Regions from separate parts of the Homo sapiens genome. Here region 1 is linked to region 2. The links are chromatin loops, found by intact Hi-C in ENCODE. Cell type or tissue: Calu3. All regions are shown on one strand. Links, peaks and the distances in the headings refer to the core of each region. The heading gives the core; the rest is flanking DNA.

Region 1 (16,950 bases), core at 5,358-10,357, 83 kb after region 2:
TCTATATATATCTACACTGAGAAAATCAGACTGTAATAGCACCAAATATTTGGGCAAACTTCTATTGGTTTGGTTTGCTAAGTGCATCACATGTATTATTCATTTTGTCTCTCTATATTGATTTTTAGCTCCTGTTAGAAATTGCTTATTTTTCAACTTTATAATAGTGTTTGTTTTAAAAATATGTAATATGTTTATGTGATTCAAAATTCAAAAAGCACCAAAGTGTACAGTAGAAACATATTTTTCCTCCTTGTCTCCTGCCATAGTTCATCTACCCAGAAGCAAACCTGCAAAATCTATCTTATGCATATAAAAACATTTAGGCGCAAATATAATTCTTTTCCCTTTTTTTGCACAAGAATTAGCATACTATTTAGGGTTGCCAAATGAAATACAGGACATCAGTTAAATGAGCAGTATTTGGGACATATTTACACTAAAAAATTAATTGGTGTTTCATCTGAAATTCAAATTAAACTGGGTGTCCTGAATTTTATTGGCTAAACCTGGCATCAGTAAATTATTATCCACCCTATTCTGCATCTTGTTTGTCTGCTTTTTTTTCTTTTTTTTCTGCATTGGAATCATCTAAAACTCTGTTAAAACTCCCAGGCCCAAGCTACACACTCCAAACCAATTTCATCAGAATCTCCAAGGATCATTCTTGGGCAACAGTATTTTTTTCTGTGATTGTGTTAAATTGAGGAATAATTTAACAAAAAAAGCACCCATTTTAAGTGTACCATTCAATGAGTTCAATGACAAATCTATACACCTCTTTTTACTTAATAATTATTTTGGTGATCACCCAAAAATCAGTTCTTAAATTGTAAACCCTTTAGAGCAAGCTTTGTATTTTATGCTACTTTTCTTCACAGGACTTGAGCATTCTGTGTTTCAGATAAATACAGGTTGACTAACAACAGAGTTCTTTATTTCAGTCATTATTTAGGTTTAATGCACAAAATGAGAAATGTTATTAATGAGTTTTTGCAGTTGCAACACTTGTTACAAAGAAATGCAAAGGTTGCGAAGAAATAGTTGCAGACACTACTTAGTACCAAGAGATCATTTCCACCTACTCAAGATCTCCCCACTGGCTAAGTGGTACGCCAGGTGCTTCACATACACTGGATGACCCTACAAATCCCTACTTATATAGGAGGGATCTGAGGCCCAGGTTAAAGAAATTGTTCAAGCCACATAGCTAATATTGAGAGGAGCTAGGATTCAAACCACATGTTTAACCCCAAATTCTTAGTAAGGATACTTCTCAATATGGCATAATTTTGAGATTCCACCTTTCTTCACACTATTCAGAAACTCCTATTTTTAATTTGGAAAATGGTTGAGAACAGCTGTTTCTGTTTCTCAGCAGATGCTTATCTCAGCCAAAATGCCTTCTTGAGAGAACCAATCAAGAGAAACCAAACAGGTCAAATTTCTTTAGGCTCAAGTTTCTTTGATCTGTATTAAAGCCTTTACAAGGTAGTTCTGGATTTTGTGTTTGTTGGTTCACATGCCTTGGATCACCTGAGCATGAAGGCTTATTGAAAGAAATAGTTGAAAGGATATAATTATAAGTTGTGATTTCAGGGGAAAGGAAGTAGTGTCTTTTGCTAATGAACCTTATTGTTCCCCTCAAGTTGTGTGTATATCATATCCATGTCTTGATGTGCCACTAAAAATGAAAGAATTGACTTAAAACACTAAGGGTGAATATCTTGTTTCTGCATATGCCAACTATCTTGTTTCTCTTCCTTTATGGATGTGTGTTTTGAAATGCAGGATGTAGACACAGACCACAAAACCATTCTAGTTTCTGCAGCGGAGAACGCAATATGAGTATCTGTCTCAAGGTCATTTCCTGATAATATTATCTTCCAGTAATTTGAGGCATAGGTTCAGGGAGGAGAGTAGGACGGAATTCTATTCCTGGCTTAGCTGTTTTCCTCTGTCTCCATCTTTAAAGCAATTTTGAAAGTCTCTTGCATATGGTTGATGTTCAGTAAAGGTTGGATGAACTGTCTTGACGTTCTTTTTGAAAACTGAGGATATGCTGTGTTCCGAGTAACTTGGCAATGTGTCAGTGAGGGCACAATTATGAGTCAGAGACCATAGAACTGCAATGGGATCTTAAATTCTTTTAATTTTGGCAATCTCAATTCATCTAGAAGCACCTTTAGAAGAGCAATTGATCTTGAAATCTTAACATTCATCAATAAGTAGATGAGAAAGAAGTTTATAAAGTCATTGAATTTCAGAGAGAACTTGATGCCTGGCAGTCTATGGCAAGTTGTGGACTTGCTTTATGTATATATATATATATCCATGAAACCACAATTTGATTGATTCCAGTAGTTTTGACTTGGGTCTTGGCCCAGAATTCAAAAGATAATGCTGTGACAGCAACAAGGAAATTGTAAGTATAGTTTTCTCTAAGTACTGTGAAAGGAGAAATGGAAACTAGGTTAACTACTTAGTGTTTTGCTAATCCTATTAATCGGTATGAAGTTTCTTGATTCTGTCTTTTTTGGAAGTATCACAATCATGCATGCTTTACATACAGTGGGGTTTTTTAATGGGTATTACTGTTAGTAATTCCCTTCATCCACTTTTGGGTGGACTACCTGTTATAAGCTTGGAATGATGTGTAGCTTTTGTTAGTTTAGAAAATTCCTTTTTTTCCAGCCTAGACCTTTCATTATCTCACATCTAATGTTTTTTCACCTCACATTATCCTCTTTCTTCCACCCTCTATCATTTGTATTTTTTTGTGTAGCTTTTTGCCTGTGGCTTCTTTTACATCTAGAATCCAGTAATGCCAATATGTCTTTATAACTTCCAGATGAACAATTTAATATTCCTCCTTTACTCCCCACCATTTACTGCATCTTGTTTCAACACATAACTTTAGTTTTAGGGATTAGTGAAAGTACAGATTATTGTATATTCAATTAAATGCCACCGGTAAGGGGCAGAGAGGTTTCTTCCAGGTTAATTATTTACATTCGTCTTTAGAATCTCAAGAGTTCAACAAACGTGGGCTGAGACCAGTTAAAATACAGATATTTAGAAATTGTTACAATATCTTTAGAGTCAGCCAGGAACAAAATTGTCAGAAAGGGAAGACAGGGGCTTGACTTCAGATCCTCCCACCCATCCACATACACACTTTTTCGTTCTTAAGTGTCTCTCCGTGTTCCTATTGACTTTATTCTAGTAAGCTTCTAGTTCTCCACTTTCCCATTTAGGATTTTCATTGGTAGAAATATGTCCCATTCCAACTCTTTCTTTGTGTCTTTTCCGTTAACCATTCAACAAATATGTTGTGCCTCTTTTTACCAGCTACTCTGCAAATCAATGAAAGGCTTAGTTTAGGTGGTTGTGGGAGTAATGAGATTAAACATAACCTTTATTTTAAAAACATGTAGAGATTAAAAAAATAATTAAGTGTGAAATTTCCTAACCCACCATTTAGATCTCTATAATACAGGTTCTGAGAACTCAACATAGCTGAAATTTGTCCGCAAGCAGACCTACTTTCAGAGTCCAGTCCCTTACAGAACGATTAATTCATCAGCTGCTGAAGAATCAAGTCCAAATAAAATTAATGGTACCACACAAGCTTCATCCTTTAGTTTACATATAATGTGAGTTATTTATATCCTTTAATGATAATGTTCTCTTGAATTTTCCTGAAACACTAGCCATATTTATCCATTTAAAACAGTGGTCCCCAAACTTTTGACACCAGGGACGGGTTTCATGACTATTTTTTCACAGACTGGGATTGGGGGATGGTTTCGGGATGATTCAAATGCATTACATTTGTTGTACACCTTATTTTTATTATTATTACCTTGTAATATATAATGAAATAATTGTACAACTCACTATAATGTAGAATCAGTGGGAGCCCTGAGCTTGTTTTCCCGCAACTGGACTGTCCCATCTGGGGGTGATGGGAGACAGTGACAGATCATCAGGCATTAGATTCTCATAAGAAGCGTGCAACCCAGATCCCTTGCATGTGCAGTTCACAATAGAATTCATGCTCCTGTGAGAATCTAATGCTGCTGCTGATCTGACAGGAGGTGGAGCTCAGACGGTAATTTGAGCCATGGGGAGCAGATGTAAATACAGATGAAGCTTTGCTTCCTCACTGGCTGCTCACCTCCTGCTGTGCAGCCCAGTTCCTAACAGGCCACTGACCAATGGGACCATGCCAAGGGTCCATGGCATGAGGGTTGGGGACCCCTGATTTAACATGATTCTTGCCTTCATTTAAAGTACAAATTATTTGTATTATATAATATATATCATCAAAGGGTGGTGTCCAAGGTGTTCTGTTGCTCCATTAGCAGCCTTGGATACAAGATAGAAGTAAGCATTTGAGCCAATGATTCTCTTGAGTGGAGTTCCCTCTTCAGTAGTCTTACCCTTGAGCACCTAAATAAGACCCGTTCCAGTACCTCATTAAAATCCCCAACACATATTTTTGCTGAGCATGGTTCTGAAAACCACAGAAGCAAAAGTAGGTGTTCAGTAATTTACTGTCTTAAATGCAGCTATTGATAGGGTTCAGTATACTATTGAAAAGTATATACTCATTCATCAGGGTCCCTTAATTCTATAGCTTTATATTTGTGAGTTTTAGACTGGGTTCTTCTTTAGATTCAACATACAAGGTACCTTTGAGTAAAGATGCTTTTTCTTATATAAAGTGCAGTATTCAGTTTTCTAATATGTACACCCTGAAGTTCTCCAAGACCAGTCATCTTTATTATACAACCACACTGAATTAGATCCAACAGGGCATATATTAGTGTTGTCAGCAACATTTGTTGAACACTTATTTTGAGCTAGACCCTAAAGTAAACACAAGACGTGCAAAGCTTCTGCCTTCCTAGAGCTTGCACCCTAGTGGGAAAAGCAAGTGATAATGAACAAGAAGACAGACGTCAGCTGGGGAGAAAGGCTATAAAAAAGAATTAAAATATGGGGAACCCACAGAAAATGAATGGGAGCCTTCTTTAGATTCAGGGTTCTGCAAGATCTCTCTGTAGAAGAAAAATTTCAGCTGAGAACTGAATGACAATTAGAAGTCAGCTTATGAAAGTCGGGGAGGAGGAAAAATTCAGGTAGAGAGAACTGCAGTGCAAAGGCCCTGGGGCAGGGTGAAACTTGGTTCCTTCAAGGAATATAACAAAGAGGGCAAAGAGTATTAGTAGAGAACTAGCCAGAGCCAGATCATGCAACATTTCGTAAGCCAGACAAGTGGCTTTAGGTTCTATTTTCAGTTTGATAGGAAGCCACTGGAAAATATTAAGCAGAACAGTAATGTGGTCTGACTTAGATTTTTAAAAGATAATTCTGCTTGTTATGTGGAGAATGGATGGGGCAAAACTGGGAGCATGGAGACAAGTTAGGAGGCTCTTATTAGTTGCAGTGACCATGCAGTTTATCCAAAGCAGGGCCTTTCAGAGAGTGAAAGTGGGTGCCACTAACAGAACAGGGAATGTCAACTGGGCCTGTGCTGAGCAGACCAGGGCATGTGGCCATTTCAGCTGTTACAGTGGTCTTGCTGGAGAGAGAGCTGTGGAGCCTTTTAGGATGTTTCATGTAATCTTCACAATAAACTCTGTGCCCAATGCATATTAGCACCTGATAAATGTTTGCTGGGTGAGTTAATGAGTAAATCAGTTAATCTGGGGGAAGATTAGTATCTTTGTTTCGTAAAAGAAACTATGCTACAAGCATATTGTGAACTCTAATTCCAATGATAAAACCCACACTCTTTCTTTAATTTCTTACCTAAGATGTCATAATTGTTGCTTTTCAAATGTTTTTAAACTACTGTACATGCATTTCCATTTTCTTCCTTCATTTTCTTCCCTCTCTTGGGTTTAGGGATCTACATGCAAAGGTTTCATAAATGTGTTTGCTGTACTCATTTTTATCAAAGTCAGGAACCAGAGAGACCATTAACGATATACAGTTCCCAGGAAACTTTTTGATCTTTCTTTTTGAAGCATCCTGTTCCACATTTAATGCCCAACCTCATAAGGTCTCCACCTGGGTACTCTGTCAGAATTCATTTAACAAGTCTAATGGTATGTGCTGTCTTACCTACCCACTCACACCTTTTACAAAAAACTCTCTCCTCTGTTCTCTTCTGCCCATCCGGGAAATAATTCCACCTTACTTCCAGGTAAAGAGACCTACGAATCATTTCCATCATATTCACCACACCCTTTAGAGGTACAGTAGCTTTTGCATGTTGGATAACTTTCATCAAATTATCAATAAAAAAGAGCATCTCACTCTCCTACTTTGAATTATGAATATTAAAAAATTTCAAATTTGTATGATTTATACAATTTGTATTGTAAATTCTATATATTTCTGGCTTACTCCATAAACATTCAAAATAGGCATATCTTCTGACATGATCAGGTTAAATAGAAGCCTGGCATATAAATAGAAGATGTGCATGCACGAGCTTAATGATGGGTGCATGCTTGATGTGACTGTGTATATTGTGTATGCTCACGTGTTCATGTGTGTGCATTCATGTGTGCACATGTGGGCAGGCATGCAGACGCAATGTGCACATGCTCTCATTATGACCCTGCTCATCCTCTATAATCCATAAACCTGATATAGCCCAGTAAATGCAGTTATGCTTCAGAAAAAAATGTTGCAGCTTGCATCCTTATACTCATTCCTCCTATTTTATCCTATTTAGATTGCTTAAGAAAATATAAACCTATATACCATGAGATAAAGGATATTCAACAAGAGCATCTTCTCTTTAGTTAGATTTATAAAACTAGTTTCCATTTTAGATCCCAGGGAAAATCAGCTCTTTCAGATGATGTTGGAAGATTTTAAAGTTTACAACATCATAGTCCCAACCTTTGCTTGATTAGGAGGAAGCTAATGGACCTTATATTAGCCTGTATTCGTCATCGTGTAAATATGAACTAGTTGATTAACTACCGAGTAATATTATCAGAGAAGGACAGTGCTAACATTCTCCTAAAATATAAACTCTCTCATAGTCACATACAATGATATATTCAATTTAATGTATTCATAGAGCAAATGTGAAGCATTTCTATTTTGTTATCCTATGCGTTAGAATTTATATGCTTGAAATTTAATATGTAAGCATTTAGTTTTCATAATTATGCCTTTTGTTGTAAGAATAACACCTACCAAAATGGGCTCAGCTTCCAGCAGGAAAACTGTTTTTTTTTTTTTTTTTTTTTTTTTGAGACGGAGTCTCGCTCTGTCTCCCAGGCTGGAGTGCAGTGGTGCGATCTCGGCTCACTGCAAGCTCCACCTCCCGTGTTCACGCCATTCTCCTGCTCAGCCTCCCGAGTAGCTGGGACTACAGGTGCCTGCCAGTACGCCCGGCTAATTTTTTCTTTTTTTATATATTTTTAGTAGAGACGGGTTTCACCGTGTTAGCCAGGATGGTCTCGATCTCCTGACCTCGTGATCCCTCCTAAAGTGGTGGGATTACAGGCGTGAGCCACTGTGCCCAGCCAGGAAAACTCTTGAGTTTAGCTATTAAAAATCCCCTTCTCTCTGCTCCACTGCTTGCAGTTTAGGTTATTGGAAACTTATAAAATAAAATTTGGATTTGGATTTTCCTTTTTAAAAATTAGCAGAAACGAGTTAGGAAGAGCATTCTTTGACACTGGAGGAGTAGAATGATTCTCAAGAATTTGAGACTGGACCGTCAATAAACTGGAAGTGTCAGATACGGCAAATCTATTCTTTGTGAATGACAGCTTTTTGTGATCTTTTTTCCACTAAAATGTTAACATTTACCTTTTAGTGTTTGACTTAATGTAGTAAGTTATATGTGTCTTTTTGTTCAAAAATATGAGAAACTAACACGTCACTTTTTAATGGAAATTGCCATATTTTTTCCTGGCCAGGAGTAGGCTTCAGGGCAGTGACTTTGCAGAGATGAGATGTAACATACCCCAGTCTGTGTCCTTTCCGAGTGCCACAAACTCCTTGTAGATCAAATCTGGAAAATACAGGCAAAGCTATTTCATAACAACTGTCTTATAACAAATCTTAATGTGTAAGAACTACAATTCTTGATGTTTATTTTACTTTATTGCTGAATTTGTGATTCTTTTTCAGGAAGAACAGTCACTGTGAATATGAGTAGTCAACAGGATATGTTTCCATATGAAGGTCCCTGTCCCAACTTAATGAAAAGTTGAGCAAAAGTATAATGCAAAATTCTAAGTAGCAACCTTTTTATAAGTGTAATTTCATCAAACCATCCACTTTCAAATATTTCATAACTTTTATCAGCCAAAAATTTCAATTAACCAAAAAAAAAAAAAAATCACCTATTCGAAAGCTAAAGAATATTGTAGAATTGGGAATGGCACTCTCTGTTGTCAGAACCTTAGCAGGCTCTGAATGAGGCACCAAGAATCTGCCTTCTGCTCTGTTCTGATTAAACTTTAAAATGCACCAAACAGCAGGAAAGGTGGTCATAGCTGTAAATGTCTTTGTGCTAATGATGACTTTTCTCACTAGTAACAGCTGGGGAGTGAAACTCGACAAAGACAAAATTATAAATGTTTTATATCGGAAAACACTAGGTGAGTTTGAAACGTGGTCAATCGATTAGGTTACTGCCAAGAAGTAAACAATAGACTCATTAAAGCTGTAATTAGCCATTGTTGACATATTGTATTTTTAATCAGAGCTCCAGTAGGGGATGAAGTGGCTGAAATCATCTAGTGAAATAATCTAGGGCTTTGTGAAGTAGAAGTAAAACCAGATTTTAAAAACTCAGCCATGCCTTTCCCTTGGGATTTCTATACCACCTTTGTTCTGATGAAGTTGGTGACTTCAATTAGGCTAGTAAGTAGCCTATAATAATTGATTAATTGTTTTGTGTTTTTGTTACATTGGGTACTTGTCAAAAGGGTTTTGTGGCTCCCTATTATTTGGCATATCAAGAGTAGAGAGGAATTCATGGTGAATTCCTCTTCAAGGCAGGGAGCCAGGTATGTTACATACTCGCGACTGCAGATAAACATCCTAAGAATCAAGGGTTAAGTACTTTTTCCTGTAGTTGGTAAATGGCTAAAATTGAGCTTCTGAACTCAGGGCTGTGGATTCCAATGCCTGCCTCTTTCCATGATACCATTGACAACAATGATCCTTTGGATCCCACCTCATCTGCCACGGCCCCCTAAAGCTTCTGCTTCCATCTAAGCCGAATCTCCTGTAACCAATGACACTCGTGCACATTCTACCTCCAGAACCACCACTCTCCTCATTCCAGCTCTCCCTCTCTCCTTTCCCTATCAAACTCCAGCTTTCATCTCATCTCCTCCATGAAGCCCTCCTGATTATTTCTGCCCACCCCACCAAACATCCCTTTATGAGTTTTTCCTCTCTCCTCTGAACTCCTCTGTCAGATTTACAGCCCTAGATTTTCTGAGGTAGAACTCATTCCAAATAAGTTAGCGGATGAAGAAACATTTTCCCCAATAACATAAGAGTTAAGAATCATATGTAATTGCCTTCCTTATTTTCTGTTCAGCTTCAAATCATGCACATCACAGAAGGAAAGTTCCAAGTCAGAGATTTTTATTTCTATAGGCATCTATGTAGGGTAGAAAGAGCCTGGTGAAACAAACAAGCACCTTCTTTGGACTAATTCCATGCTCTGTAGATATAATCTCCATTTTCCAGTATTTATTAAATTCATAAAATGCTTCTTGTAAAATATCCGCTAAAACAATGAATAGCCAACATTCTTTTTCTAAAGAGATCTTGGCTTTTCCTTGGAATCACATGGCTCTGTGAGTTATCTAGAATTATATTTAAGTGAGAAATTTTTAATAAAATGACACATCTTATTTTCATAGATATTTGCCTATGAACCCATAGATGCTATCTAATTCAACTTCCCCACATCTCAGGGAGGCAGAACTTGTGGGCAGATATTTTGATTAGTTTGCCCTTTCTCAGATAATAAAGCAAAGCAGTGGAACTTTGGCACGACTTCCTCAAAGCAGCAGCCAGCTAGAAAATGAACCCAATTTGCAAGTAATAGGCCAATGTCAGAAAACTTAGTAAATCATTTTATTAAACAAGCCATATCTTTAATTTAAAACCAAATCTTTTTCTTTATGGAGACATTGTTTAGGAGTAGAAACTTCAATTTGCATATATACATTTAATATCCTTTCATATATCACATAACTCTACAGAGAAAAGGGATGGATTATCTGCTTCACTGAGGGTGGCATATCATTTTCATGATAAGGGCAATGAATCGTGCTGTGACTGGTGCTGTTTAGCCCATTGAATCAGGCGCCTATGGTGGGAAAGGAATCATCTTCCTAACTAAGCACTGTCTTAGGAAAAGATATGTCTTTATGAGTGTGGTCTACTCTTCTAGTAGCTGTAGAGTGAGACTTAGGAATCATTCATTGGCAGTGAGGAGTTTCTGGGCTAAGAGGTAGGGCAGTGCTTCTTAACCCTGGCTACATGTTGGAATCATTAGGGAGAGTGTTAAAAGGTACACATGCTTTTGTCATATCAGAATTCAGATTTACAATACTTAAATTGGTGTATGGCCTGGGCACTGGGGAGTTTTTAAAGCAGCCAAGTTTGAGAACCACTGAGTTAGGAAAACCCATTTTCCTGTCTTGGTGACTGATCTCAAGGAAGGCATTGGCCTCTTTGTGTGTATTTCCTAGTCTGCTCAATGGACATTGGTTCTGCTTCATCGCATCACAAGTGTTTTCAGTCTTAGAAGAGACATATGTGAAAGATTCTTTCAATATACAGCTTTACAGAATTTCAAGCAATTTACATTTATTTTTCTTGTTCCCTAGCTGGAGTCCTGGCAGAAAGGATCTAGGAAAGCATTTAAAGAAAAAAAAAAAAGCATGACTGCCTTAGAAAAATTGAGTCATGCACCAACTTAAGAAGACAAGCAGAAAAATTTTTGAAATCAAATGATAAATCTTTCCAAAAATTCTTGAAGTGAGTTTATTTAATCCAAACATTTATATAACATCTCAGCGCATCTGTTTTGAGTGAGTAAAATTATAATATTTTGGGGGCTACTTCTAATTTTCAGGGAAATTTAGAATGTGTGAGGGAACAAAATCGAATGTAGTGGGGAAAGCATATTAAGGACATTTATAACAGTTTTCAGCAGAAGGAGAAATCCGCAAGCTATGTGCCAAGCTTTGCTGACAGCCATCAGTAAGGAGAAATCACTCTTAACTGCCACAGCATCAAATTATTAATAGATAAATGGGCTCCTTTCTTGACCAATGGGTTTTCTACACTGGAATTGGGTGCTGAAGGGGTTTACAGAGTCTCGAGATTCTGGAATAGTGGATGAGGATGGAGAAAAATGGTTTTCAGACCTGGCTGCTCTTCTGCTGATTCCTACTGGAATACTTAAGCTTCCGCTTGTCCAAGACCTACCTGCCTGAAGACACTCTGTTTCAGCTTATCCAGAGAGTCCCTCGAGTTGGTATTTGTAAACTTCACAGGGAATACTGATGATCCCCAGTGTGGGACCCACTGGATTATATACACACTCCAGTTCTGATCCAGGATTGCTTGGCGGTGCCTGGATCACCAACCTGCGCTGCTGTTTCTCAATGATTTTCAATTACTCAGTCCTGATCTGTGAGCACATGTGCACAGAAGATTGGCTGTTGGAACTTTGTCAAATAACAAACATTTCTATAAATCATAAATTACTTTATTTGTGAGAAATTATTTCTGAGAATTATTTTTTAGTCAAGATTGTTTTGGCTATTCTGTGTCCCTTTCATTTCCATAGAGTTTTTAAGATCAGCTAGTGATTTTTGCAAAAAGGCAACCAGATTTTGAGGAGGAATAAGTTGAATGTGTAGTGTTGTGGCATTGTTTTAAAGATTAAATGTGTTAATCATTAGTATTTAGTGCTTAGACTAAATGATAATAGACTCAGATGATAATAGAATAATGATAAAACAGTACCTGATTAAGTATATATGTGATTAAATACATAGATTATTAAAGGTACATATGATTGAATATATACAACTATATCAGGCCCTATTGTATCATTTTCTATTATCATTTGAATTGTCTCAAATATTCTTTTCTAATTTTTGATAGAAATGTATTTTATGGCCTATAGATAAAATGTATTCTATAGGCAATTTCCATTTGGTTTCAGGAGGGTATTATTGTTTGAATATGCATGATACTTACTAGTAAGTTACTGCAATGCAAACAAGCATTGTGGAGGTAGGCCTGAATAATTATTGTAAGAGAAAATATAATATTCTTATCTTGTTGGGGTTTTTAATAACAGCTTTATTGAAATATAATTCATGTATCATAAAATCTACCCTTTTAAAGAGTACAGTTCAGTGTTTTTTTAGAATATGCACAAAGTTGTGCCACCATTACTATTTAAATCCAGAACACGTTCACCCTTCCCCACAGAAACCCGTATACATTGGCAGTCATTCCCCAATCCTCCTCTCACCAGCCGCTGGCAAAAGCGCCTATACACTATGTCTATATGGATTTATCTATTCTGGGTATTTCATATAAGTAGAATCATAAAAAATTTGGCCTTTTGCATCTGATTTTGTTACTTTAACATAATGTTTTCAAGGTTTATCCATATTGTTGTATGTATAAGCACTTCATTCCTTTCTGTGAAGAATAACATTGAATTGTACATACATGCCACATTTTGTTTACACATTCAGTGGATGGACATTTGGTTTGTTTATAATTTGGGGCTATTATGAATAATGCTGCTATGAGCATTCATGTACAAATCTTTGAGTGAATATATGTTTTCATTTCTTTTGTGTCTAGACCCAGAAGTGGAATTATTGGATCATGCATTAAATCTATGTTTAAAGTTTTGGAGAATTGCCAAACTGTTTTCCAAAGTGGCTGCTCCATTTACATTCCCACCAGCAATATAGGAGGGTTGCAACTTTCCACATCCTCACCAACACTTGTTACTGTCCATCTCTTTATACCCATCCTTCTGGGTGTAAAGTGGTATCTCATTGCAGTTTTGACCCATACTTTTCTAATAACTAATGCTGTTTTGTCTTCTTTTCACGTACCATTTATATGTAGTCTTTGAGAAGATATCTCTTCAAAGCCTTTGCTCATTTTTAAAGTTTGGTTATTTGTCTTTTTATCAAGCTATAAGAGTTCTTTATGTAGTCTGGATATAAGTTCCTTATCAGATATATGATTTGCAGGTATTTTCACCCAGCCTAGGGGTTGTATTTTCCTTTTTTTCATGGTGTCTATTGAAGCACAAAAGTTTTTATTTTTTTTTCTTTTTTTGAGTCTAAGAAATCATTACCTAATCCAGAGTTATGAAGACTTACTCTTATATTTTCTTCTAAGAGTTTCATAGTTTTAGCTCTTATATTTAGGTCTATGATCCATTTAATTTAATTTTTCTATAAAAGCTTCTTTGTTGAAAGGACTATTCTTTTTCCCATTTATTTGTCCTGCCACCCTTGTCACAATTGACCATAAATGTAAGAGTTTATTTCTAGATTCCCAGTTGTCTTCCATTGATCTATTTGTCTATCCTTATGCCAGTGCTACACTCTCTTGATTACTGTAACTTTGCAGTAAGTTTTGAAATTGAAAAGTATAAGTCCTCCAACTTTATTATTTTTCAGTCAAGATCATTTTGGCTATTCTGTGTCCCTTTCATTTTCATATGAATTTTAGGATCAGCTTGTGATTTTTGTGAAAAGGCAAGTAGATTTTGAGAGGGATTAAATTAAATGTGTAGTGTTGTGGCATTGTTTTAAAGACTAAATGTGTTAATTATTAGTGTTTAGTGCTTAGACTAAAAGATAATAGACTCAGATGATAATAGAATAATGATAGAACAGTACCTGATTAAATATGTGTTATATATGATTAAATATATATATGATTAAATACATGCAAATACATCAGGCACTGTTTTATCATTATTCTACTATCATTTGAGTTGCCTCAAATATTCCTAATTTTTTATATTTTTGTTAATTTTACTGCAATGGCCTTTTGTGTGTGTGTGTGTGTGTGTGTGTGTGTGTGTGTGTCCTTTTTCTCTTCATAGTTACAATTTGCTTTGTTTGATAAAAACTTACTAGATTTATGTGGAAACTATGTTAGTTGGTACCTAAGAATTGCCAAGGTATACCTGTCTGGGGAAATAACCATGAAATTCTATACCATAATGTTGTAAAGAACTATCTATGAAGTTTCCAGTTACCCTTTATGGATTTCATGAGGCCTTTAACCTAAGAGTAATCTCTTAAGGTGCACTATTCCAACCATAAAAGAGTTATTCTTCTTTTGGCTTAATAAGCTGTAAATTGGACAAGGAGCCAAATTTTCCCCTTCCTTGTCATCAATGTGAGCTGAAGGTTGGTATGTGGATATGAAGCAGAAGTTCTTTGATCCATTTGCTATTTGATTTTAAGACAAGTTAGCATCCACACGTCTTCTTTTGAAGAATTTGGAGGGAAATGCCAAAACTACACCTTAGAGTTAAATAAGCTAATGTTAAATGTTCATAACTTTGTTTCAGTGGATACAGAAATACTGAAAATGAATATGCAATAAACACTTCAACTATAGGCCAGTTCACTGAAAGACCCTCTCAGCTGTTTATCAGGATATATAAGCAGGATGCCTTCATATGGTAATTATATGGCTGTCTTTCAAAACTGGAATTTATAGGTTGGAAGTAAGTTATGCAGGATATCAGATTTGAAATAGCAGTTCTGTCCATGGCCCTATCCTAGCTGTAACAGTAGCTATGCTTTAATTTTCTAAACTTTAAAAAATAAAGACAGATACCTCATGCTGTATTATCAACATTCTGGAAAGTTTTATCAGTGAGAGTTTTATCAAAAACAAAAAAAAAACAGAATCACTATGAGTGTGTTTTGAGAGCCCCCAGCTAAATTAGGGTTCCAATCCCAGACCTGCTAGCAACACTGTCCTAAAGGGAAATGAAGAGCAGCTGGACTTGGACTTGAATGTTTACAGTGTGACTCTCAGGGGATCCTGGTGGGATCCTTCTCCTCCCCGCCTCCCCGCCTCCCCGCCCCTGCCCCCCGCGCCCTGCGCTCCAATATGGGGTCTCGCTCTGTAGCCCAGGCTGGAGTGCAATGGCGCTATATCTTCTCACCGCAACCTCCGCTTCCTGGTTTCAAGCGACTCTCCTGCCTCACCCTCCCTAGTAGCTGGGATTACAGGCATGTGCCACCACACCCGGCTAATTTTTCTGTATTTCCAGTAGAGACGGGGTTTCACCATGTTGCCCAGGCTGGTCTCAAACTCCTGGCCTCAGGTGATCCGCCCGCTTCGGCCTCCCAAAGTACTGGGATTACTGGCGTGACCCACTGCGCCCGGCAGGGATCCTTCTTTTACCTGGCAGACAGCCAGATGCCTAGTTGTCCTACCTGTGACGGGGAGGGGAAGAGAGGGCAGGGGTCCCTCAGACAGGTAATGTTTATGCTGACAGACACTCTTGTGGCTCTTGTCTGACCTGTGGCCAGTTTATGCCTGACTGACCATCATTCTGGCACTGGGAGCCAAACCATTTTTTCTCCTCGGTGTCCTGGAGAAAACCCGATGTGGGGCAGCTCCTCGTATTTTAAATGGAAGACACCAATTCAAGGCACCACCATAACGGGAAACAAGTTCAAAGGTTTTTATGTACGGATCCTGGGCAGGGAGGGTGCGATGAGTCAGTGAAACAGTCCTTCATCCCCAAGTCACACAAGGCAGGAATGAAGAGTCAGAGAACAAAAAGAGCAAGTAGCACGTGGCAACTAGTGTATATAAGGAGTAGGTTGTGGGTCACACCAAAGTATTGGGCAAATGCCTGAACAGTCTCTTTAAAGGAAAGAGCAGGAAGTGGGGAGCCCACTTTCTTTGGTTTAAGTTTAAAAACTTATTTTAACCAAAATAACAACCAAAAATGAGTTTTTGGTTAAAATAAGTGTTTTATTAAAATAAAAGTGGGAGAGGTGCTAAGTGGGAGAGGTACCTCTAAATTCTTATCTCTGACCACCAGATTGAGCCAATTAGGTGTGGTGTTCTACTACTAACGTGCAGTCAACAACTTTGGCTGTGCTATTCCCATTGCAGAGTGGTACTGAACAATAGCATTATTAATCAGATTAGACCTTATGCAATCGTAGGAGCTGGCTGGGCATATCTTTGTAAGCCTGATGCTTTCTTTTCTTTTCTTTTCTTTTTTTTTTTTTTTTTTTTCTGAGATGGAGTCTCGCTCTGTTGCCCAGAATGGAGTGCAGTGACGCTATCTCGGCTCACTGCAACTTCCGCCTCTTGGGTTCAAGCGATTCTTCTGCCTCAGCCTCCTGAGTAGCTGGGATTACAGGCGCGTGCCACCAGACCCAGCTAATTTTTGTATTCTTAGTAGAGACAGGGTTTCACCATGTTGGTCAGGCTGGTCTCAAACTCCTGACCTCGTGATTCGCCTGCCTCAGCCTCCCAAAATGCTGGGATTACAGGCGTGAGCCACCATGCCCGGCCACCTGGTGCTTTTATGTCTTATGAACCTGAAGTTAGCAGAACCAGGGGCAGCAAAGAAAGATGGACATGAAGTGGGGGAAGCAAGATTCAGTAGGAATCCATGAGAGAAAATGAGAACTTGCCTGCCTCTCTCACCACCTCAAACCTCAGTAGTGCAAATGACTTACCAAAGAAACTGGTGGCTTCCCGTGGAACTGCACACACACCTAGTGATATAGTTTGGAGATTTGTCTCCATCCAAATCTCATGTTGAAATGTGTTTTCCAATGCTGGAGGTGAGGTCTGGTGGGAGGTGTTTGGGTCACAGGGTTGGTTCCCTCATGG
Region 2 (16,950 bases), core at 5,395-10,394:
GGCCAATGCAGAGGAGAGACAAGGAAGATGTGGGGGGAGTGGATGGATACCTGGAGGAGGTAAAACTTGGGCTCGAATTTGTGGGATGAGTGGAAATTTATTAGGTAATTAAAGAGGGAATCTTTTCAGATATAACAGCAAATCAAAAAGAGGGGATTAGAGAATGAGGTGTGTTACGGGAACACAAAAATGTTCCTATGGATAAAGCACAAAGGTGTTTGTAAAATGTAGCGATATGTGGCTTGTGGCTGGAAGCAGCAATATGTGGCAATGGCTGCATGGTGAAAGGTATTGAATGGCAAACAAATTTTAATTTAAAAAAATCATTGTTTGAAGGTACCGAACAGCCATTGGTAACTTGCAACTTTTTTTCCTACTCTTTATGTATAGATACATAATTTTCATATGTACTAAAAGTGGTCATATGCAGGCTTTCCTTATTTGATTCCACCTTTGCCTCTTTATTGTCATCACTAAACTACCTTCTCAAGGTAATCAATGTCAGCAATCTAACTCTCATGTTTTTCTCAGGATTTATTATCTTTTCTCACACTGCCATGAATAAATAGCTGAGACTGGGTAATTTATCAAGGAAAGAGGTTTAATTGACTCACAGTTCTGCATTGCTGGGGAGGCCTCAGAAAACTTAAAATCATGGTGGAAGGTAAAGGAGAAGCAGGCACCTTTGTCACAGGGTACCAGGACGAAGTGAGTACAACGGGGGAAATGACAGACACTTATAAAACAGTCACATCTCATGAGAACTCACTCACTATCATGAGGACAGCATGGGGAAACTGCCCCCATGATCCAATTAACTCCACCTGGTCCTGCCCTTGACATGTAGGGATTATGGGGATTACAATTCGAGGTGAGGGTTGGGTGGGGACACAGAGCCAAACCATATCATTCCACCAGGCCACTCCCAAATCTCATGTCCTTCTCACATTCCAAAACCAATCATGCCTTCCCAAAAGTCCCCCAAAGTCTTAACTCATTGCAGCATTAACTCAAAAGTCCACAGTCCATAGTCTCATCTGAGACAAGGCAAGTCTCTTCTGTTTATGAGCCTTTATAATCAAAGCAAGTTAGTTACTTCCAAGATACAATGGAGGTACAGGCCTTGGATAAATAAACCCATTCCAAATAGGATAAATTGGCCAAAAGAAAGGAGCTACAGGCCCCATGCAAGTCAGAAATCCAATAGGGTAATCCTTAAAGTTCCAAAATAATTTCCTTTGACTCCACGTCTCACCTCTGTCTGGGGCAGTCCACTGTGTGTAAAATGCCATCTGATGATTACATAAGAACATCTTTTTTAAAGTATATTTCTTCACCATTTCAATTTGATCTTCTAGAAATAGCCTCTTTTATTGTTTGTCCATCTTGTTTTTTTGTTGTTGTTGTTGTTGTTAATTTTTGAGAGCTCTTTTCTATCCTCTGCAACAGTAATATTTATTCAAAGTCTATGATTTGGTCTATTGGTTTTGTTAGCAGCATATTTTCCCATACAAAAGATCTAACTTTATCTGATATCTTTTTGTTTACACTATTAGGGTTTCCAGTTGTGGTTAAGAAGGACTTCCATGTGATTGCTTAGATATTCTTGCAATATTTTAAGGTTTTATATACATGATTAAGTTTCTAATCCATGTGGTATTTGTTTTTGTACTATATAATGTAAATCAGCAGTCTGATTTCATTTTTTTTCTAGTTAAGTAGTCCCTTGGACCAACACTATTTACTTAATAAACCACATTTTTCTCCACTGAATTTAAATACAACTGTTATCATATGCTAAGTTCTTCTTCTTTTATTTTTTATTTTTTGCTTGAGACAAAGTCTTGCTGTCTCCCAGGCTGGATTGTGCAATCTTGGCTCAATGCAACCTCAGCTTCTTGGGTTCAAGTGATTCTCCTGCCTCAGCCTCCTGAGTAACTGGGATTACACGTGTGCACCACTATGCCTGGCTAATTTTTTGTATTTTTAGTAGAGACTGGTCTCAAACTCCCAACCTTAAGTGATCCACCTACCTTGGCCTCCCAAAGTTCTGGAATTACACGTGTGAGCCACCACACCCAGCCATCATACAGTAAGTTCTATGTTCTAAGACAGGGGTTGCCAACACCTGGGACATGGACTGCTACTGGTCTATGGCCTGTTAGGAACAGGGCCACATAGCAGGAGGTGAGTGGAGGTGAATGAGCAAAGCTTCTTCTGTGTTTACAGCCACTCCCTGTAACTTGCATTACCGCCCAAGCTCCACCTCCTGTCTGATTGGCAGCGGCATTAGATTCTCATAGGATCATGAACCCTATTGTGAACTATGCATTTGAGGGATCTAAGTGTGTACTCCTTATGATAATCTAATGCCTGATGATCTGTCACTGTCTCCCATCACCCCCCAGATGGGACCATCTAGTTGCAGAACAAGCTGAGGGCTCCTACTGATTCTACATTATGGTGAGTTGTATAATTATTTCATTATCTAGTGCAATGTAATAATAATCGAAACAAAGTGCACAATAAATGTAATGGACTTGAGTCATCCCAAAACCACCCCCCAACCAACATGGAAAAATTGTCTTCCACAAAACCAGTCCATGGTGCCAAAAATTTCGGGGACCGCTACTCTTTGATCTATTTCTAGTCTCAGTTCTGTTTCTTTGATCTTTTTTTTTTCCTATTGCTATACCACGTTGTTTAATAGCAGACGTATAGTACTTTCTAGTATTAGATAAGGCATATCCCTTTCTGTTTTTCAACATTTTCTGCAGGTCTTTTTATTCCATTATAAACACCAGCATCATTTGATTCAATTCAAAAAATCTTTTTGGGGTTCGAATTAGAAATGCATTATATTTATATGTTAATTCTAGGAGCAGAGACACTAGTTTTTCTCATTTAGGTTCTGTCCCTTTCTTGTTAAACTGGAGGGTCTTCAGGAGTGGCTAGACATGAACAGATGTGTATTTTGAAGGCTCCATGCAGTATGAGGATGGAAGATGGATTAGACTGCAGTAAGATGGGGTGAGCAAGAGAGACCAATGTGTATTTTTTGCCACTATCCAGAAAATGCTGACTTCTGGCTAAGGCAGTGACAGTCAGTTTGGCCAAGAAGGCACTGAAAGAAGAGTCATTTTATAGATAAAATGAACACTAATTGGTTTTCATAAACAGTTTTATTGAAGCATTGATATAAAAAAACTGCACATGTTTAATGTATACAATTTGGTGAATTTGCAATAACATGAGTTTGTAACAGAACTTGTGTGGAAGTTGAAGGATACGGAAGAGTCTAATGTCTCAGGGTCTTGGCTAGATTGCGACTGGACTCATATCTGTGCCATTCATGATGAGAAGTCGAAGTGAGGTAAACATTTCTAAGGGTAGAGCAACAACGAGCCCAACACTGGACACATTCATTTTGAATTGCCTAATAATAGATGGCAATTTGGAAATCTGGAGCTGAGGCAAGAAATCAAAGTTGGAAGTACAAAATGGTATTATGGTGATAGAGCTGATAGTTTAGTGTGTGTGTGTGTGTGTGTGTGTGTGTGTGTGTGTGTGTGTGTGTGATGGCTCTAAAAAGACTTTGTAAAGTAAGAAAAAAGTTCATCAAAAGAACTCCTTCACATTCTCTTTAAAAACTCACATTTGACTTCATGAGTGGCAAGGTAGTAGGGGATATTTCTACTTATAAAGAAGCCAGGCTGAGGAGAAATCTTCACTCAGTTTTTCCAAAATCATTAGAAGAAAGGACTAAAACCCAAGCAGCCTTGGATACTGTGATCTGAAGACCCCAAGCAAGAATGAGGATTTGTTTTATTTATGATGTTGGCAAAGCCTACTCACTACTTTAGGCAGTTAAGAGAAAAATATATCATCTCTATTACTTAATGGAATAAAGAGTTTCACATTTGAACACATTGACTCACACACATTCAACCTACACAAACACACTGGTTTACTGAAAAGCTCCTCTTTAATTTCTTCATGTTGCTTTTGCTTTTTGGTGAGCTGCCATGTTTATTTCTAATGATGAGTTTCTTTAGGGAATGTGTCTCGTCACCTCTAGTGACAATATTATCAGTATAGTCACATAGAGGTCCTGGATAGGGACTGCTTTGTTAAATGACATTTGGCAACTGCCTGATGAGGTTTAGCCAATTTCCATGCCAGATATTTAGTAACATAATGTATCATGGGTTAGATGCCAATGGTTCTTGGACCATTTCCTCTCTGTGCTTACATGCTATGGACCCAGGGGGTGACTAACAAAGTGGCACACTTTATTCATCTGTGAATAACAGCATGTGCAAATGAAGACTGGGAATTAGAGCTCTCCTGCCTCTTCTGGAGAAAAGAGAATGTTGTGGTGGCTCATCCTTAATTCTGTATTGGCCTCTAGGCTTATCCATGTTGATTGTTCCTACGATTCCACACAGCAATTTGAATCAAAATGTGAGATCTTTCGTTTTAATCGTTATATGCAGCCAAATTTCAAATAGACATCCAGTGTGAAAACAAGAGACATTTTGCCTTTAACTAGTTACGTTGACTTAAGACAGTTAAAATCCTTACTCCAAACTCAGTCTCTTTTATTAATTATTTAAAAAACCCTTAAGATGTTATATTTAATATTGAATCTCTTGCATAATCAATACTATAAGCCATGCTTCTTATTCATTCACTTATTTAACAAGTTTTCATTAGGGATATGCTTGGTATAATCATCAGGCTAGGTATGGTGATTATACCTACCTTGTATATTGCATTGCATGCTGTCCTTCATGGTTTCATCTGTTTCCTCCTTTCTTTGTACAACTTTCCCTTTGCCATCTGGAAGAATAATATCAATTTGCTTCAGAATTTAATTCGGTGCTCCTTTCACACATTTCTTACTCCATGACTGTGTTTACATGCACTTTCAAATCCACTGTATTTTCAGAATGTTTTTAAAGCCATAGATCAATTGCCATGCCTATACTTCTTTTTTTTTTTAAATCTTCACCAATCCTTTTTTGGTTCATTTGGCAAAGGCCATCTCATATTTCTGTCCTGAATTTAATTAAATTGAGCAGACATTAGCTTTGAAATTTCATTTTCTAAAGCACTAAAGGAAATAAATGTTTTTAGAGTCAAGTAAATAGTTAGAGTGATCAAAATTTTCCTGTTACTAAGGTCATCATTCAATACAGGGATGCCCATTCTCTTCAAAGATGCTCTTGATGTACCTTCTAAATGGAAGCTCAGCAACCATGGCGTGCTGCCTTGGTGAAGGGGCTGTAGAGGCAGAGTGGCTGCACCAAGGGTAGAGATGAATTTGGCCTGGTTTTCCCAAAAGGAAACAGACCACAAAGCTTCTGCAAAGGAAAGGGACAGAGGTATTGCCATGGTCATGAACCTTAGTTTCATTCTATGATGCAGTATGATAGTCTTTACTCTTTCACTGTGAATTTTGTCACAGGTAGTCCTATCTTCCAAGCACATAACTCTGCGAGGCACTATCTTAGGTGTTATAGATACACACGAATAAGAAGGATTCTTTGCCATGAGGATTCACATTCTAGCAGAGGACAGAGAGACATAAAGCAAGAGACAATCTACTTTCTTTTTTTTTTTTTTCTTTTGAGACAGAGTCTCACTCTGTCACCCAGGCTGGAGTGCAGTGGCATCATCTCGGCTCACTGCAACCTCTGCCTTCCAGGTTCAAGCAATTCTCTGCCTCAGCCTCCCGAGTAGCTGGGATTACAGGCACCTGCCACCAGACCCGGCTAATTTTTGTATTTTAGTAGAGATGGGGTTTCATTATCTTCACCAAGGCCAGGCTGGTCTTGGACTCCTGACCTCATGATCCACCCGCCTCGGCCTCCCGAAGTGCTAGGATTACAGGCATGAGACATCGCGCCCGGCTGAGACAATCTACTTTCTACCACCAGAATAGGTTAGTTAATTTAACTAAATACAACTTCTATTTTTTTTCCTATTATTGTCTTCAAATAATAACCAGAGACGCCTTCAAGAAACTATGCAACTGAATAGCTAACACACACGGCATCCCTGCCAATTTGTACTCTCAACCAGCATTCTACTCTACCTCCTCCAACAAGTGATGGTAAGAGACAAAAAATCATGTATTACTATTCAGAAACAATTATAACCCTAGAAGGCTTGATTTTAATGTTGGGAAAATTTTCCAAAAATATTAGCATGTTAATAGGTAACTTATATTGAGTATCTATTCTGTGCCAGTCACTGAACCAAGCACTTTTGATGTGTAATCTCAATAATCCTTCCAACAACTTAAAGAAGGTACTATTATTTTTCCATTTTATAGGTAAGAAAACAGAAGCTCATAGAGATAAAGTAACTGACTCAGGTTACATGGTTTTCAGGGTAGAACCAGAATCCAAACACAGAGCATTTGACAGGCTTTGAAGCCAGTTCTCCTGACTACTGTTAAGAGAGCTTAACCTCTAGAATATCCTCATCCTCATTAAAAACTGGCAGTAAAAATGTAAGCAACTGATGATTGATGCTTATTGCATTTTAGAGAGATAGCTAAGTCTTTCATAAACACATTCCTTTTAATTCCCTTTACAATCCAGAGAGGTCAAGACTGTTCATTTTCACTTTTGTTTCTATTCTGTAATAAAGAAACACTGTTCAACAATTGTTTAAGCCAGTAAAATAGCATCTTTTCTTTTTTCTTGGTCATTCTCTATCCCATTATCCTGCTTTGTTTTCTTTACAGAACTTTCCTGTATCTGAAGTAGCTGATGTTTATTTGTATATTCTCAGCCTCCCCTCACGGGATCAGAGGCTGCTTGTGTTTTGTTCACTGCTGCATCCCCTGAGCCCTGAGCCTAGAACTATACCTTAAAAATGCTTGGCACCTAATTAATATCTGCTCAGTGGATGAATGAATAAACACAAAAAAAGCCTGTGTGCTGTCGGGAGCTATCAGTCACTGCTTTTGCATCCTGGGAGGAACTTGGCCTCTGTCCTTCCTACTGCTTCCTCAGAGAGCCTGACCTCAGAACAGGTGTTCAGCTTCTCATCCAGGCACAACTTGGGACTGTGTCTCCCCTTCTTTGGCGTGGCATCTTCCTAGAGGCCATGACCACAGCATCAACATAAAACAGCTCTGAAATCGTGTAAGGCCCAGAAACAATGTCTGGCAAATCCTCAAGCTCCCATTAGCTAAATGATAGAATGGAGCAGCTGCGCTTCAGACCTTATTCTTAAATCTGGAATTGATGCCAAATTAACAATATTCCAGCCATTACTCTTCCAGAAAACAGGGTAGATTTCTTGGCCTAAGTTTTGTCCTCTTGGCATCATATTGCCAAGGAAAATGTGTCCAGAGATTTGTCTCCAAAAGCCTGCTGCCTCAGGCTACAAACCGGTCATTTCATCATGCGGAAACTCTTCCTATTTCTGTCAATTGTCATGTTTTGCCTCCTGGCCTTCAGGATGCCACTAATGTATATGTACCAAATGGAGTCTGACCCCAGAATAAATATCTGCTGCAGTGAATTGAATCTGACATATGATGTTTCCTGCAATCTAACTTTGTCTATCTCTTCATCAACTTCTATATCCCTCTCCCATGAAACTACTTGTAATTTCCTCCACATCTATGCTGCCTCAACTCAGAGCTCTTGCTCATGCTGCTGCCTCTTCCTGAAATGCTCATGAAACTCCCCTCTTTGTCACCTAGCCAATTTCTAATATTCCCCAATCTCTTGCCAATGCACCGGTCACTCATATCAGCTCATGGTCAGCCTCGGCACAGTCATTCAACATCATCCACCTACTGGGCGTCTAGGTGCCTTGCAGTGCACCAGGCACCAGGAAGTGTGGTGATGTCATAAGATAATCATGGGAAAATTATAAGACTTGCTGGCATCTCCACCAAAAATCTCTTGTGGAAAAGATGCTGGAGTTGTACAAAAATCAGAATGTGTAGAATCTGCAAATTCCTGTGTATAAATCCTATTTGTTTGCAAATTAAATTGAATTTGCTTGGCGGTGTTTTTTGTTGTTGTTGTTGTTTTTTAAGAAAATGTCATAGAAAGTAGCCTGTTAGTGTTTCTGATGAGGAAAGAAATTTGCCCATAATCCTGGAAATGGTCTCCTGCTCAGGCAGGCAAAGCCTGGCTAGAGGCAGAGATGCCTTCCATCCCTTCCGCACACTTTTCTATTCCACCCCAACTACCAAGTAAACCAAACCTTTTCTGAGGCCTCAATAAAATCAAGCCTCTGACCTTCAGGCAGAAAGCAGGAGCAGCCTGATTCATATTGAGTATTACTGAGCCCTGCGTTGTGTAGGCAACAGGGATCAGTAAAGCCCAACTGGCTGGGGGTTTCCTGAAACCTCCATCTCTTGTGGTTGAATGAATCATAATAAGGACAATCCAGAAGAGAGTAGTCATCACTCATTTTAGGAGATTGCAAAACCAGCAGTGCGTAAAACAGACAACTTCTTTATCCTCACAGAGGATAGATTCTAGTGGGTGCTGCCATGATACCCTGTGCAGATTTCTGTGTGGGCCATGTCAACAATGTTCTGCAGTTGTTGGTTTGTGTGTCTGCCTCTTGGACTGTGAACACCTCTGGAGTCTTATTCAAGTTTATGACCAAAATGCCTAGACTATCTCCAGCACCATGTCAGTCACACAGTGAAGGTTTGATGAATGAATAAATCTCGGGCCTGGCATGGTCAGGCATGCCCGTAATCCCAGCACTTTGGGAGGCCAAGGCTGGTGAATCACTTGAGAATAGCCTGGACAACACGGCGAAACACCGTCTCTACTAAAAATACAAAAATTAGCTGGGTGTGGTGGCACACACTGGTAGTCTCAGCTACTCGGGAGGTTGAGGCAGGAGAATCACCTGAGCCTGGGAGGCAGAGGTTGCAGTGAGCCAAGATGGCACCACTGTATTGGGCCTGGGTGACAAAACAAGTCTTGGTCTCAAAAAAAAATTAAAATAATAAATAAATCTGACCACAATAACATAGATCACACATAAAAATATGGTGCTTAGAAGCATGCTTTATTTGTATACATTCTGGGAAATGTGAGAGAAATCCTCAAATTTACAATAACTTTTTAATAAAATGCATGAAATGTTACAGGATTGAAGAATTTGAATTTTGGTCTGTTTAAGCAAAGAAGGGCATCAAGAATGGTAAATAATTAACAGTGAGTGAGAAGGAAGAGAAAGTACTTGGGCAGGACAGAGAACTTGCAGTTCTCTTAGATCTCTTGGGTACAGGGATGGGTGCAGGTAGTGAATGAGAAAATGTTACTAGAAATGCATTGACTTGAAAACTGATCCTTAGAGGGTTAGAAATGGGTGCAGTATTTCTGCAGCCCAGTGTGCATGCAAACTCCACCTGAGCTCTAGCTGCGCTTAAATTCAGTGGAGAGTTTTAGAGTACAAACTGGAAGGGTTTGAGAGAGATGTGTGGAGCAGCATGGAAATGATTTACCTTTTGTTTTAAGTAATCAGAGAAGAGAACTGCAAATGCAGTTTGTGTACTCAGGAAGTAAATTATCTGTACTCTCAGCTGCAGTTCTTTAGGGTGACTGTATTTAACATTAGCTGTAAACTTTGTTTACTACTTGTCTTAATTTTCCATTTTATCTTCTGAAACATAGATTTAAGTTGCAAAGTGTATTTTCTTATTTCCTTTATGCTGTAATAAAAAACAAGTTTCTTCATGAATTTAATTAAAATTAACTAGTTTTAAAGTACTTCTTCGGACATAATAGAGTGGCATCCTCTCTCCCCCCCCACCCCTTCTTTTTTATTTCTCTTCTTCCTTTGCTCTTAATTTAGCTCTTACTTTCACTAATTGTCTCCGGCAAAAATATAAGGAAGCAATATTGTCAGGCAATGAAAACTTTTAAAAAGTCAACTTGCTAGAGAACTCAACGTACAAGTGAAGTTACAAGGAACAATTTACAGCTTTTCATAATTATACATGTATGTGTAGTTTTTCTTTCAAAAATCTTCAGCCTAATGTTGACCTGGCAATTTCCTTCTTACCAATAAGTCATGTCTCCTTTCTCGACACACCTCATAAATAATATAATCGCCATTTCTTTCTCTAAGGTGCTCCAGGGTTAGCATTTGGGCATTTTGCCCTTAAAGCCATATTTATCATCTTTTCTCCAAAATGGCTACCTTGCCTGAATCCCAATTTCTCTTTCTCCAAATCCTCCACTGTTTCTCCACGTCCTTCAGCATAAGAATCTGACTCCTTAGCTGGAAGAGCATGGCATGAATGAAGGCAACTGATCTTTGAGTCACAAAGTTCTGCATTCAAATCTGCCTCTGACACTTGGGTTAATTAATTAGCCCTGTGAACCTGTAAAGGGAGATAACAATACCTGCAGACAACTTTTGATGAAACCAACTAACACAGGCCTTTGAATCTCTTCGCTGAGCCCATTTGTACTGAGCTTCTGCTTTGTGCCAGACAATTTGCTTGGTTCTAGGGATGAATGATTCTGTCCTCCTGGAGTATAGCATTTAGTAAATGCTCAGTAAATTGAAGCCATAAATGATTACTATTTTCTGTTTATGGCCATCTTCTGCTTTAACCCAGTTTTCTGCCCTCATTTCCTTCCTTTCCATTCTTCTTCCAATAAAAATGATCTGTGCAGGGTCTTTAAAGGCATCCTGCACTTCTTGCCTCTCTGCTTTGTTCAGCCTAGCTTCTACTAACCTAGAATCTCTTTCTCTTTACTTTCTATACAGTTAAGTCCTTTTTTTTTTTTTCTTAGACAGAGTCTTACTCTGTCACCAGGCTGGAGCACAGTGGCGTGATCTCAGCTCACTGCAATTTGCACCCCCAGGTTCAAGCAATTCTTCTGCCTCAGCCTCCTGAGTAGCTGGGACTACAGGTGCGCACCACCACACCCAGCTAATTTTTGTATTTTTAGTAAAGACAGAGTTTCACCATGTTGGCCAGGATGGTCTCAATCTCTTGAACTCATGATCTGTCTGCCTTGGCCTCCCAAAGTGCTAGGATTACAGGCATGAGCCACCGTACCTGGCGCAGTTAAGTCCTTTCACACTTCAAGAATTAGTTGGCTCCAATTATGTCATTCTAGATTGTTTTAAATAGCGGTTATTTCTTCATCTTCAAAATTTTGTAGCTGTGGTCCTCACCATTGAGCAATATAAGAATCAACCAGAGAGCTTATTGATGGTGCCATTCCCAGGTCCCATTTCCACATATTACATTATATTGCAGCCTACTTAGTGTTGAGATCAAAAGTATAGGTTTTGGAAAAAATACGAAGTCACTTCCATAGCAGAACACAATTTCTATTATCCCATTGAGAATCCCACATCCAGAGACTCGGAGGGAGTTGGACAAATCCCCAAGACTGCTCGGTGGGACACAACACAGACAGAATCCCAAGATTAATGCCTCATGTTACTAGGACATGACCAAACTCAAGTGCAGCACAGCCAGGGAGGAATCTACACAGCAACGTACAAAGGTCCAGGATGTGAAAGCTATTCCTTCAGTTGGAAAAAATAGGTCAGTGGGCTTCAGAGTGCAATTCTTCAGACCAGTGATATCAGCATCAATGGGAATTTGTTAGAAATGTACATTATTGGGTCCCACCTAAGACCTATTGCATTAATTTTCTAGGGCTTCCGTAATGAAATACTACAGATGGGTGACTTAAACAGCAGATATTTACTTTGTCATAGTTCTGGAGGCTGGAAATCCAAGGCAAGATGGCAGCAGGGTTAGTTTCTTCTGAGGCCTCTCCCCTTGGCTGTCCCCTCTCCTGACAGCTTCCCCCTCACCCTCTCTACCGTCTCCTGACTGCTTCTCCCTCACCATGTCCCCCCTCTCCTGACGGCTTCCTCCTCACCGTGTCTCCCCTCTCCTGAGGGCTTCCCCCTCACCGTGTCTCCCTTCTCCTGACTGCTTCCCCATCACCGTGTCTCCCCTCTCCTGACAGCTTCTCCCTCACCGCGTCTCCGCCCGTCCTGACAGCTTCCCCATCACCCTGTCTTCCCTCTCCTGACGGCTTCCCCCTCACCCTGTCTCCCCTTTGCTGACTGCTTCCCCCTCACCGTGTCTCCCCTCTCCTGACTGCTTCCCCCTCACCGTGTCTCCCCTCTCCAGACAACCTCCCCCTCACTATGTCTCCGCTGTCCTGATGGCTTCGCCCTCACCGTGTCTTCCGCATCCTGACAGTGTCTCCCCCAACCTGAAGGCTTCGCCTCACCGTGTCTCCCCTCTCCTGATGGTCTCCCCCTCACTGTGTCTCCCCCGTGCTGACTGCTTCCCCCTCACCCTGTCTCCCCTCTCCTGATGGCTTCCCCCTCACCGTGTCTTCCCTGTCCTGACAGCTTCCCCCTCACTGTGTCTCCCCCATCCTGATGGTTTCGCCCTCACCGTGTCTCCCCTTTCTTGATGGCTTCCCCCTCACTGTGTCCTCGCGTGGCCTTTTCTCTCTGCACTTAAATGTCTGTTTCCTAAACTCCTTTTCCAGTAAGGACACCATTCGTATTGGATTAGAGCCAACCCACATGACCTCATATAACTACCTCTTTAAAGGTCCTGTCTCCAAATATGGTCATATTCTGAGATATTGGCAGTTAGGATTTCAACATACAGATTTGGGGGAGGTGGGACATAAGCCCATAACACCTACCCAATCAGAAACTATGGAGAAGGTTCAGTGATCTGTTTCAACAAATTCTCCAGGTGATTCTGCTGAACACTGAGGTTTGCAAACGACTGGATAAACCACCTGGGAGGTTGGATAATGCTGAGCTTTGTACTGGGAGTAGCATATAGGCTAACAGCTCATTAGTAGTGTTCTACATAGCCTTATATTCACACCCATGGTTATACCAATGCCTGCGGGTCTGGGAGAAGTACTCAAATTATTAGGATCATGCTGGGCATGCACAGTGTGGGTCTCTTCCACCCACTGGGTGAGGCTAAGCTGGTTTCACCTTAGCTGCCCTGCATTATCTCTGACCTCTAAGGCCCAGTGACAGCCCAACTGGCCAGCTAGCTGTGGCTCCCTCCTACTCACCAAGCAGGAAGCAGAAATACTCAGCCACTCCATGCTGCTACCTGATTGAAAGTATCACAATGCAGTCTTTGTCTCTAACATTAGTATAGAAGGCCAAACTACCTGTCCACTGGCCTTTCTGCTTGGGTTCTTAGTGTCGGTTTTCTCTGACAACTGGAAGAGAATAGAGGGCAGTGGGTGAGGAGAATGGAGCCTATCTCTGACCTTCATGCTTAGTTCAGCCAGCTTTCATTCTCGGCAGGCCCCTGAATTTGACCACACTTTATTAGTATTAGCCATGATTCAAGGTCCAGAGAGCTTGCCTAACACTATAAATCCTTTCTTCCACAAAGTCTTGGTTGCATCTAGTCCTGCCTGTCTATTTGAATATCTAATAACTTGATACTTGCACAGACTGGTCTTGAATTTGCTTCTTAAACTTTCAATTTGTGATACTAGATTTGGGCTTTTCCTTTTGCAGCTTGCATCCATTTTGGTTCTAGCTCCATCCCACATACCTTTTTCTGCAGGAGTTCCCAGTATGCTGTCCACAGGCACCATGTTACTACATTTATAGCATTGCATATAACACATGGTAGCTGACAAACTTCTTTGCTGGTTAAGCAGTAGCTATATAACCAATGAGCAAACATTATAATCAAGTGGCTGTGATATCTATTTAGGATCAAAAGGGGCTACTGATAGGACTACTCTGAAATGTTACATTTTTCTCAGGGAAATTTTTTTCACACCAAAAATTAAATGTTAGATACCAATTATACTCATAAAAATAGCACAAGTGCCAATCCTGTACAATAATGTGCCCACTAAGCTTTTAAATAAAATTTTAATGAGTTCAAAAGTTAAATGTTTTTGAATTTATTAATTATAGGGATATTTTATTCTGAAGTATAAAGAGTAAGGTTTTAGAAAGTTAATGAGAAAAATTATTTACTCTTGGCTATCATGCCTGGCAATAGTTAACATTCCATTGTGCTCAGGGTAAAGAAATTAATTACTGTTGGAATTCATTATTCTAAAGAATATCCTGCACAATGTGCAGTTGTTATTCTGACATCCACAAAGTTTATAACAGAATAGTAATATAAAGCCAACCTGATATATCATTTTCGTGTCCTGTTTACAAAACAAAATGTATTGAAATTTGACTTCAAGAAGTTACTGAATGTATTTTAGCACAGACTTGGAAAATTTAATCGTAAAGCCAAATAGTATGGTTGCAAATTGTAATGTAAAGAGGAAAAGAAATTTGAATGTAGGAGATATTTTGGATGGGCCACTATGAAATACTTTTTTTGCAGCAATAACTTAGTGCATTCTACTTACTCTAAGAACCTTCACTTCCTTCTGTTGTTTCTTCCTATTTCTTTACTTGTATAACACAACAGTAAGGTATAACCTTATTGGCTATTCTGATATATTTGTGTCATTGATGGTCATATAAATATAATGGAAATTCCAAGAAAACCTCTACAATGATTTTCAAAATTGTTATTAAGACTGAAGTTGTTCCTTAAATTCGACCATAAAACACAGACTGTTCATACATGTCCTCAGTATTTTCTGAATTGGAGTGAAGATGACCCTTGTACAATTTTAGAAAATCATGGTAACAAATCAGTAAACAATAGCTGAGGCTACCATTTGTAACTGAAAATATACCATGCAGTATTCAACTCAGTTCCATTGAAGATGTAAACATAAAGTATCAGAACCCTGTACAAAAACAGAAAAAAATAGGCATCTGACACAATGGTGGGGTCATTATGGATTTCTTAGGATAACATTGACAAGAGTCTCATAATAACTTTTTTTTTTTTCTTTGAGACAGAGTCTCACTCTGTCACCCAGGCTGGAGTGCAGTGGTGTGATCTCAGCTCACCACAACCTCCACTTCCTGGGTTCAAACGATTCTTCCGCCTCAGCCTCCCAAGTAGCTGGGATTACAGGCATGCACCATGATGCCTGGCTAATTTTTTTAAAATTTTTTTATTTTTATTAGAGACGGTTTCACCATGTTGGCCAGGCTGGTCTTGAACTCCTGACCTCAAGTGATCCACACACCATGGCCTCCCAAAGTGCTGGGATTACAAGCATGAGCCATCATGCTTGGCCTCATGATGACTTTTTAAATGCTTTTGGCAACACACAAAGATGATGATTATCATTATGTCAATTATTTTGGAGTTTGAAGAATGTATTTTATCACCTCCCCTACTGTGATTTTTATGGCTCTGATAGCCATTTGTAAGAAGCATTTTAAATGTGGTTACTTAATTAGTAAATATTTTGCTTCAGCTTTAAAATGTTAATTATGAAGCCTATGGCTTTGTGTGTGTGTGTGTGTGTGTGTGTGTATGTATAGCATAATACATAGTGATTATTCTACTTTAGATTTCTTGTTGTCATGTCAGTCTCTTAAAGTTTTAATATTACATATGATTGTAACAAACTCTAGCTTAAGGTAAGCGAAAAGGCAATTTATTGTGAGGATGCACGGGTGTCTAATGGAAACCCAGGAAGCTGGACCTCAGAAATGACCAGGAAGCAGACACTTTGCACTTGCTCCTCTCTTGTCCCTGCTTCCCTCTGGGCATAGGCTTCATTCTTCCCTCTCCGTGGAAACCATATTCTTCCACTGCAGTCTTCATGGTGGAAAATGAATGCCAAACATGTCCCAAGTTTACAGTCACTCCTCAAGAGAGCAGCCAGACTCTGGACTCTCATAATTACATAGGTAGGAGCACATTGGGCCACTTGGATTGTGCCTGGCCCTGAACACTTGTTTGTGACCAGAGGTAGGGTCAATGTTACCCAAATATGTTTGCTCCCATATAGAAATATGAGAAAGAAATGAGAGGGAGACAGTTTTCAAAGACAAGGGTACTGGGAGAGTTATCCATAGGGAGTTCACTATAGTATGCTAATTGGATCACATTACAGAAAGGCATTGCTAACCTATGGCTGGAGAGTCATGCAATTAATTAAAACAATCAAAGCAGAAGTTAGAGTGACAGGGAATGAAGGAGAGAGGCTGCTTCCGATCCCCAGTTGTAGATTGAACCAAGGAATCAAATAATATCCAAATTTCAAATTGCCATCATAACTGGCCTTCACCTTTTTGCATTCCATTTTCTTTTTTTAAACATTGTATTTTTCATTTCAGATTCAGAGGATACATGTGCAGATGTGTTACATGGGTATATTACATGATGCTGTGGTTTGGGCTTCTAATGATCACACTGCCCAGGAAGCAAACATTGTACCGGATAGATTGTTTTTCACCCCTTACCCTCCACCCTCTGTTCCCCATTTTGGAGTTCTCAGTGTCTATTGTTCCCATCTTTGTGTCCAGGAGTACTCAAGTGCATACCCAGTGTTTAACTCCCGCTTGTAAGTGAGAACATACAATATTTGGTTTTCTGTTCCTGTGTCAATTAACTTAGGATAATGGCCTCCAGCTGCATCCATGTTGCTGCACAGGATGTGATTTTGTTCTTTTTTTATGGCTGCGTAGTATTCCATGGTATATACATATCTCAAAATTTTTATCCAATCCACTGTCGATAGGCACCTGGGTTGATTCCATGTCTTTGCTATTGTGAATAGTGCTGCAGTGAACATATGAATGCAGGTGTCTTTTTGGTAGAGTGATTTATTTTCCTTTGGGTGTATACCCAGTAATGGGATTGCTGGGTCAAAAACAGCAGACAATGTGCTACTCTTAAAACATATATCAGATCATGTCATTCCTCAGATAGAATTCCTCTGATGGATGCTCCTCTCACTCAGGGTAGAAAGCCTACCATTACTTTGCCTACCTCTGCCTCACTAAATATGCCCTTTGCCCCCTCCCCTT

Evidence for each region. Hi-C counts contacts between places; a loop is a spot of excess contacts. Peaks named below come from ENCODE experiments on the same cell type or tissue, not always from the same donor. Only the 100,000 strongest peaks of a DNase experiment are listed, where the experiment ranks them.
Region 1: a loop joins it to region 2, with 5 times the contacts of the local background. A loop is called at or near these places in 2 of 110 quality-filtered maps.

What each region holds. Positions count from the first base shown.
Region 1 is chr18:54,851,119-54,868,068 of GRCh38, forward strand. The region is part of intron 1 of RAB27B (RAB27B, member RAS oncogene family); the gene reads left to right. Among named protein-coding and RNA genes, the nearest start is that of RAB27B, 31 kb to the left of the region's middle. RefSeq lists a silencer at 1,760-2,054. In Calu3, for the core only: no CTCF peak of the experiment used is centred there; a DNase peak (open chromatin) is centred at 7,393.
Region 2 is chr18:54,768,061-54,785,010 of GRCh38, forward strand. It overlaps a transcript of RAB27B not described here. Among named protein-coding and RNA genes, the nearest start is that of RAB27B, 52 kb to the right of the region's middle. In Calu3, for the core only: a CTCF peak has its summit at 7,824; DNase peaks (open chromatin) are centred at 7,811 and 8,371.